Linked DNA regions of Mus musculus: region 1 is linked to region 2. Evidence: chromatin loops called from intact Hi-C (ENCODE). Cell type or tissue: heart. All regions are shown on one strand. Links, peaks and the distances in the headings refer to the core of each region. The heading gives the core; the rest is flanking DNA.

Region 1 (2,912 bases), core at 280-2,779, 60 kb after region 2:
CTGTTACAGTGTGTTACCAAGCTTTTCCCTTCCAAGTCTCAGGCTCTCCTCAAAGCTGCTGCTGCTGTTGCTGCTGCTGCTGCCGCCGCCGCCGCCATTGCTCCTGCCTCTGGGAGGCACCTCTTCCTGCCAGCCCCACTCCCTGTCCCCAGGTGCCTGTCCTTACTACGTCACCTGTGCAAATGTGTCACATCCACCTCAGGGCAGATGGCACGAGCCACTGTCAAGCAGTGCATCTTTTGCTTAGTGTGTGTTGTAGGTTAAGCCGTCTCACAGAGTCGGGTAAGCATCCCATGACCTCATTTGCTCGCCCATGAGCTCCCCAGTGTCCCAAGCAATGCTGAGCTGGATTCATTTGCCTAAAGGCGTCCAGATGTATGTCAGCACTCCATTCCCCACAAAACCCAGTTGAGAAGCACGGCCTTTGGGAGTAGTTAAGTCACGAGACCATGCCTTGATGGAAAGTGGCCCTCAGCGAACGCCAGCTCTTCCAGAACCTTGACCTCAATCTTCTCAGACCTAGAAACCTAAGAAATAATCCTATTGTCATTTGTCCACTCTGGGGTGTAGCACTGAAGCTACCAAGGCTCATTAAATATGGCTGAAGTGGGATCCAGGATGCAGCAGGACAGAGGAAGGAGGACTAGGGAAGAGAAGTGAGGATCCACCTTAGTGGCCAAGGACAGAGCGAGCTCTGACCTGATCTGCCAGGCCTGACCCAGACTCTGAAGAAGCGGAGGCAACCCCAGCCGCTGCAGTGAGCGCCCCAAGAAGCCAACAGCTGTGGGCTCACTGAAAAATCTCACTTAAGCCTCTTCCTTTTCCATCCCGCTATCCTTGGAGTCAATCAGCCTTGTGCATCCTTGTCCCTGGCTCTGGGTCTGTGCTCTGACCAGTCCCCTGTGCTCGCCTGCCCAGCACACTGGGCTTCAGAGAGCTTGCTTAATCCACTTCTAAACTGTACATTTAAACAAACCTCTGGACTGATGCAGGCAGCTGTGCGTGACCAGCACACGGAGAGCCTCACCCTGGAGCATTAACCCCATTTATTAAAACTGCTGTAACTACCAGGATTTCAGCATCTCTAACTCAGAAACATGTGTCCTGGGCCCCTCCTCCCGGCCCCAGCTCTGATGCTGAAGGACAGCTAGGGTGGGAGGGAGGGAGGTAGGGAGGTGGGAGGCAGGAACTGCCCTGCCTGGGTTAAATATTTAAGAGGAGGCTGGCTAGCCAGCCAACCAAAATGTGCTTTCCCCAGCGTCAGCCTGGGGGTGGTGAGGGTGCAGAAAAAGCAGATCTAGTTTCTTTCCATGACTAAACCTCCCCACAGCAAAGGGCCGAGGCTGAGGTCATCCTGACACCTTTCTCTGTGACTTCAGTGGCTCATCCAGCCCCTGACTGATGACATTTAAGTTCCAGGCCCAGCCCATGCATCCTGCTGGGACAACATTTTCCAGGCACTTCACACTCACGCTGAAGCTCTGGGCGATCTCCTGGGCCAGCTCCAGGAACCTGCTATGCAATTATTTGGCTAGTCTTTTAAAACTGGCCTGCCTTGGGCCTGGTTAAAGTTGGTAAAGTTTTCACCTCAGAAGCATGAGGGCCTGAGTCCAATCCTCCAGCACCCAGGCAAGGTGACATACATCTGTCACCACAGTGCTGGGGTGTGGGTGACCGATTAGCTCCCAGGCCAGCTACTCATACCAAGTTCTGGAGCTCCTGACAACACCCCCTCATCATGCCTCAGCCACCAATTCTGAGCAGACACAGCCTCAGCCTCTGGGAAGCAGCAGACTCATCTCCCTATATGGGTGCAGGTGCCTAGTGCGTGTCCCTCCTGCCTCAGGGTGTCAGCCATGAGGTTGGGGGAAGGGACCTTTCTCACAGCACCTGGGTGACAAGGATGCTTCTTGTGGCACTCAGAGGGAGCCGAAGTGTGGGCTGCACCCACACCTCTATCAAACGTGGGAGTGGTAAACGCAAGCTTGGTCACTCTGAAAACAGGGTCAAGCTGGGTGTCTGTCATAGTTTCTGAGCCCAGCTCCTTGGGTCCTGAAGGTGCCACGAGCTTAGCCAGGCAGAACACTGACAGGCAGGCAGGCAGACAGCACAAACTAGTATTTTTTGTTTTGTTTTGTTTTCTTCTTGGTTAGCTACCAACTCTTCTGTTTTGTTTTGTAATCAATAGATTTTTGCTTCTGGCTCTTCTCAAAACATCAGAGGACCTGTTCACATTGTGCCCCCTTCCTCCATGTAGGGAAAGACACCCTGACTCTTGCATATTATAAAAATCAAGCCAAATGCTGTTGCTGTTTTTAGTCATGAGAAGCCTGGGTTTAAATTTGGCTTCTGAACCCATAATCAATTAAGCAGGTGTCGAGAAGGTGGCGCTGAACTTCCTTAATGAGCACGGGAACAGGATGAGAAAAGGCCACGTGGCTAATTCTCCCTCTCCACCTGTCGATGGCTCTGCCACAGGGGCTTCTGGGAGGAACCTGCTGTGGCCCTCTGACTGAAGGAAGCGGGTCGGCTGTGACCTTGGGGACTGCAACTCCACACAGAAATCACACGTGCCTATTTTTTTCCTTGATTCCTCGGCAGTGAGGCATAGCCCAGAAGGTGAGCCTCTAAGTTTACCCACATAGAACCCAGAAACCTGCCGCCCCTAGCCTAGCACCCCAACCCCACCCCAGTCCTCCCCCTTTCTCTCTCTAGCCCTCCTTCTCGAATTTTCCAACCTCCACTTGTACCATAGGCCCAGCTGCCCAGCAGAGCCCTAGAAGCTACTGTTTCCTCTCCCCCACCCTCCCCGACCCCAACTCTCCCCTTTCCTCACACCCGCCCCCTGTCAGTCCAGCAACACCTGCAAAGCAGGGTTGGATTGGGCCTGTCTCTGTCACCTCACTGGCTTT
Region 2 (2,912 bases), core at 249-2,748:
CTGCTCGCCCCCATCTTCTTTGCTGTTAATTTGTTCCAGGACAGGAAATCCAGCCGTCATGGCTCTCGGAGACCAATTCACAGTCTCAGCTAGCTCACAGGACAGGAACCTGTTGTTGTCTAGCCTCCATCAAAGGCTTTGCCCTCTGGCTGCAAACAGGCCAGACCAGAGATGACTGCAGTTGCTCCTGCTCAGCTCCGTCCCTTTGTGGTGCTGTCCTGGCCCACAGATGGGCGCATGCCCAGGACAAAGGGTCCATGAAGGGAGTGAGGGCGTACAAGTGCCGGCTCATGAACACACCTTTCCCAAGGGCTGCTTCAGCTGACGAGAGGGGCTTCTTCAGAGAAAGGCCTACTCAGGTCCTCCATGTTTGATTTCTTTTTCTTTTTTGGGGGGGGGCGTGGTTTTAGCTGTTATTAGGTTTTTTTTTTTTGTTTTGTTTTGGTTTGGTTTTAATATTAGGTTGTAGAACTTTCTTACATGTTTTAGAAATGGATCCTGTATCAGATAAATAAACACTCCATCAGCTTGGTAGGCTGTCTCTTTTACTTTAAATGTTGTTCTTGGCTATGCAGAAGTTTTAGTTTGATGCTAACCCATCTGTCTATTTTTGCTGTGTTTGCCTGCATGTTTATGTCATATAAAAAATACACACACACACACATGCACACACACACACATATACACACACACACACCATTGCCAAGGCTACTTACTGGCTAATGACCAACCTGTGTGTTCTCTGAATTTACAAGTTTGGCTTCCCATTGGCAAGTCTGCAATGCAGTTGGAACTGATTGTCATGTGTGTGAACACAGGCTCCACATTCTCCCTTCAGAGAATGTGCTGGGGTCTGGCTTTCCCAATATCATTGGACAGGACCGGCCTTTTGCCGTTGTGTGAACTTGGCAGCTTCATGGGAAGTCTGCTGACGGTCCATGTGTGGACTCACGTCTGGGCTCTCCGCTCGTAAGTGACAGTGTTTACTAATTTCCTTTTCAGACAGCTCATGACCAAATGCAGCTGACTCTTGTTGCGTTTGTGATCTGCAGATTTGCTGGTTTGTTTCTTAGTTCTAACAGACTCCCCCCACCCCACCCCCTTTCCTCAGAGGTTTGTATACAGTAGATGACAGGATCAACAGATAGAAACAGTTCTGCTGCGTCTTTCTCTGCTTGGATTTCCGTCCTTCTTTCTTGCCTTCTTGCTTTGTCTCGGCCACCTAGTGCCCAGTTAAAGAACAGTGTTGAGTGCTGAGCACCCTCCTTGCATGGTCTGAGAGACACAGCTTTTGCTTTTTCACACGGACAGCTAATGAAGTGTGAGGTTTTTATTTATAGTCATTGCTGTATGGAGTTAATTTCCCTCTACTTCCAGTGTGTTGGGCATATTTATTCTGAAGGGGCCCTGCACACATGTGGCATACACTCACAGATGCATGAAGTCACAAATAAAATATTTTAAAAATCTTTTTACTGAAAAGGACAGTCTGTCTCAGCGTCCCCAGGGTTCCCCCCAAACCACAAACCCAAGACCTACCAAGGATCGGGCGATCTTCCTTCCCCATCGGCTTCCGAGTGTCAGCAGCTCCGTTGTCCTTACTGTTGACCTGACCAGCATCATACTGGTCTGCTCTATCAGTCAGCAAAGCCGCCCAGCCGTGGCCATCTCTACTCCCAAGTGATGGTGGCACAGTCATGTAATATTTAGAGGAAGGAAGCAAACAACAATTATAACCAGAAGTATCAGGAGCTGGAGAGATGGCTCAGCAGTGAGTTAGATCCGCTCCTCTTCCTCTAGAGGACCCAGGTTCAATTCGCAGCACCTGCCTCAGGACTGCTCACAACCATCTGCAATTTCGATTCCGGGGGACCTGACGCCCTCTTCTGGCTGCCTTGGGAACTGCACATATGAGCTGCATGTACATACACATAAGCAAATACTCATATAAATAACATCAAAAATACATTTAAAAAAATAGAATTATCACAGTTCAGAGCTGAAGGCTCTATCTGTGGACCAGGAGGTTACAAGAGCTGCTTCAGAGCATGGAGGCTGATGACACAGACATGGAATCCACTAGAACAGTGGTTCTCAACCTCCCTAATCCTCGGAACCTTTAATAGAGTTTTTTATGTTGTAGTGGCCTCCCAGCCATAAAGTTATTTTCGTTGCTATCTCATAACTGTAATTTTACTACTTTTAGGAATTGTGATGTAAATATCTGATATGCAGGATATCTGACGTGTGACTCCCATGAAAGGGTCATTCGACCCCCAAGGGGATCAGAACTCACAGGTTGGGAACTGATGTACTGGGGCCCGGGGATCTCAGAACTTCACTTTTCAACTCAATGCAGCCGTTCCAGGAATTCATCTTCCTAAATCAGTGATGCCCTCAGCCCTGGCCAGAGAAGTTTCTGGCCAGCAATTAATGCTGAGATTCATGAGTGGCTGAATATAAACACCTCCTGCATGCTCAGTCCTACATGGGACATCTCACCCCGCCGCCCAAGGTTCAGGAACACTGTAGAAGAGAGGCAGAAAGAATGACGGGCTGGAGGATGGGAGAGGGGCTCTGGAAAGCTGTCTTCTGGATATGGCGTGGCCGTTGTTCTTGTGATCTCACAGCATCTGTGGATCCTGCACAAGGTCAAAGCAACATGATTAGTCAACATCTCACGGTGGATCCTGCACAAGGTCAAGGCAACAGGATCAGTCAACATCTCAGGCAGTCCCGCCACACTCAGTCATTTACAGATAAATAAAGGAGAGGGCATGGCGTGCCAATCGGATGTGTGGGGAGGGGGGTACCTGGGGGTGGGGAGGAGGGGAGACTATGCAGATGTGTTACGAGGACTACACATTGTTCACAGGTATGAAATTGTCAAGAGATATTCTACTGAAAAAAAC

Evidence for each region. Peaks named below come from ENCODE experiments on the same cell type or tissue, not always from the same donor. Only the 100,000 strongest peaks of a DNase experiment are listed, where the experiment ranks them.
Region 1: it touches region 2 in a loop (4-fold over the local background); 1 of 42 quality-filtered maps calls a loop at or near these places.

What each region holds. Positions count from the first base shown.
Region 1 is chr2:166,398,021-166,400,932 of GRCm38, forward strand. No RefSeq gene overlaps it. Among named protein-coding and RNA genes, the nearest start is that of Gm30796, 5.4 kb to the right of the region's middle. In heart, for the core only: no CTCF peak of the experiment used is centred there; a DNase peak (open chromatin) is centred at 1,561; H3K27ac peaks cover 2,500 bases.
Region 2 is chr2:166,337,751-166,340,662 of GRCm38, forward strand. No RefSeq gene overlaps it. Among named protein-coding and RNA genes, the nearest start is that of Gm14268, 51 kb to the right of the region's middle. In heart, for the core only: CTCF peaks have their summits at 1,228 and 1,903 (motif pointing left); a DNase peak (open chromatin) is centred at 901; H3K27ac peaks cover 1,432 bases.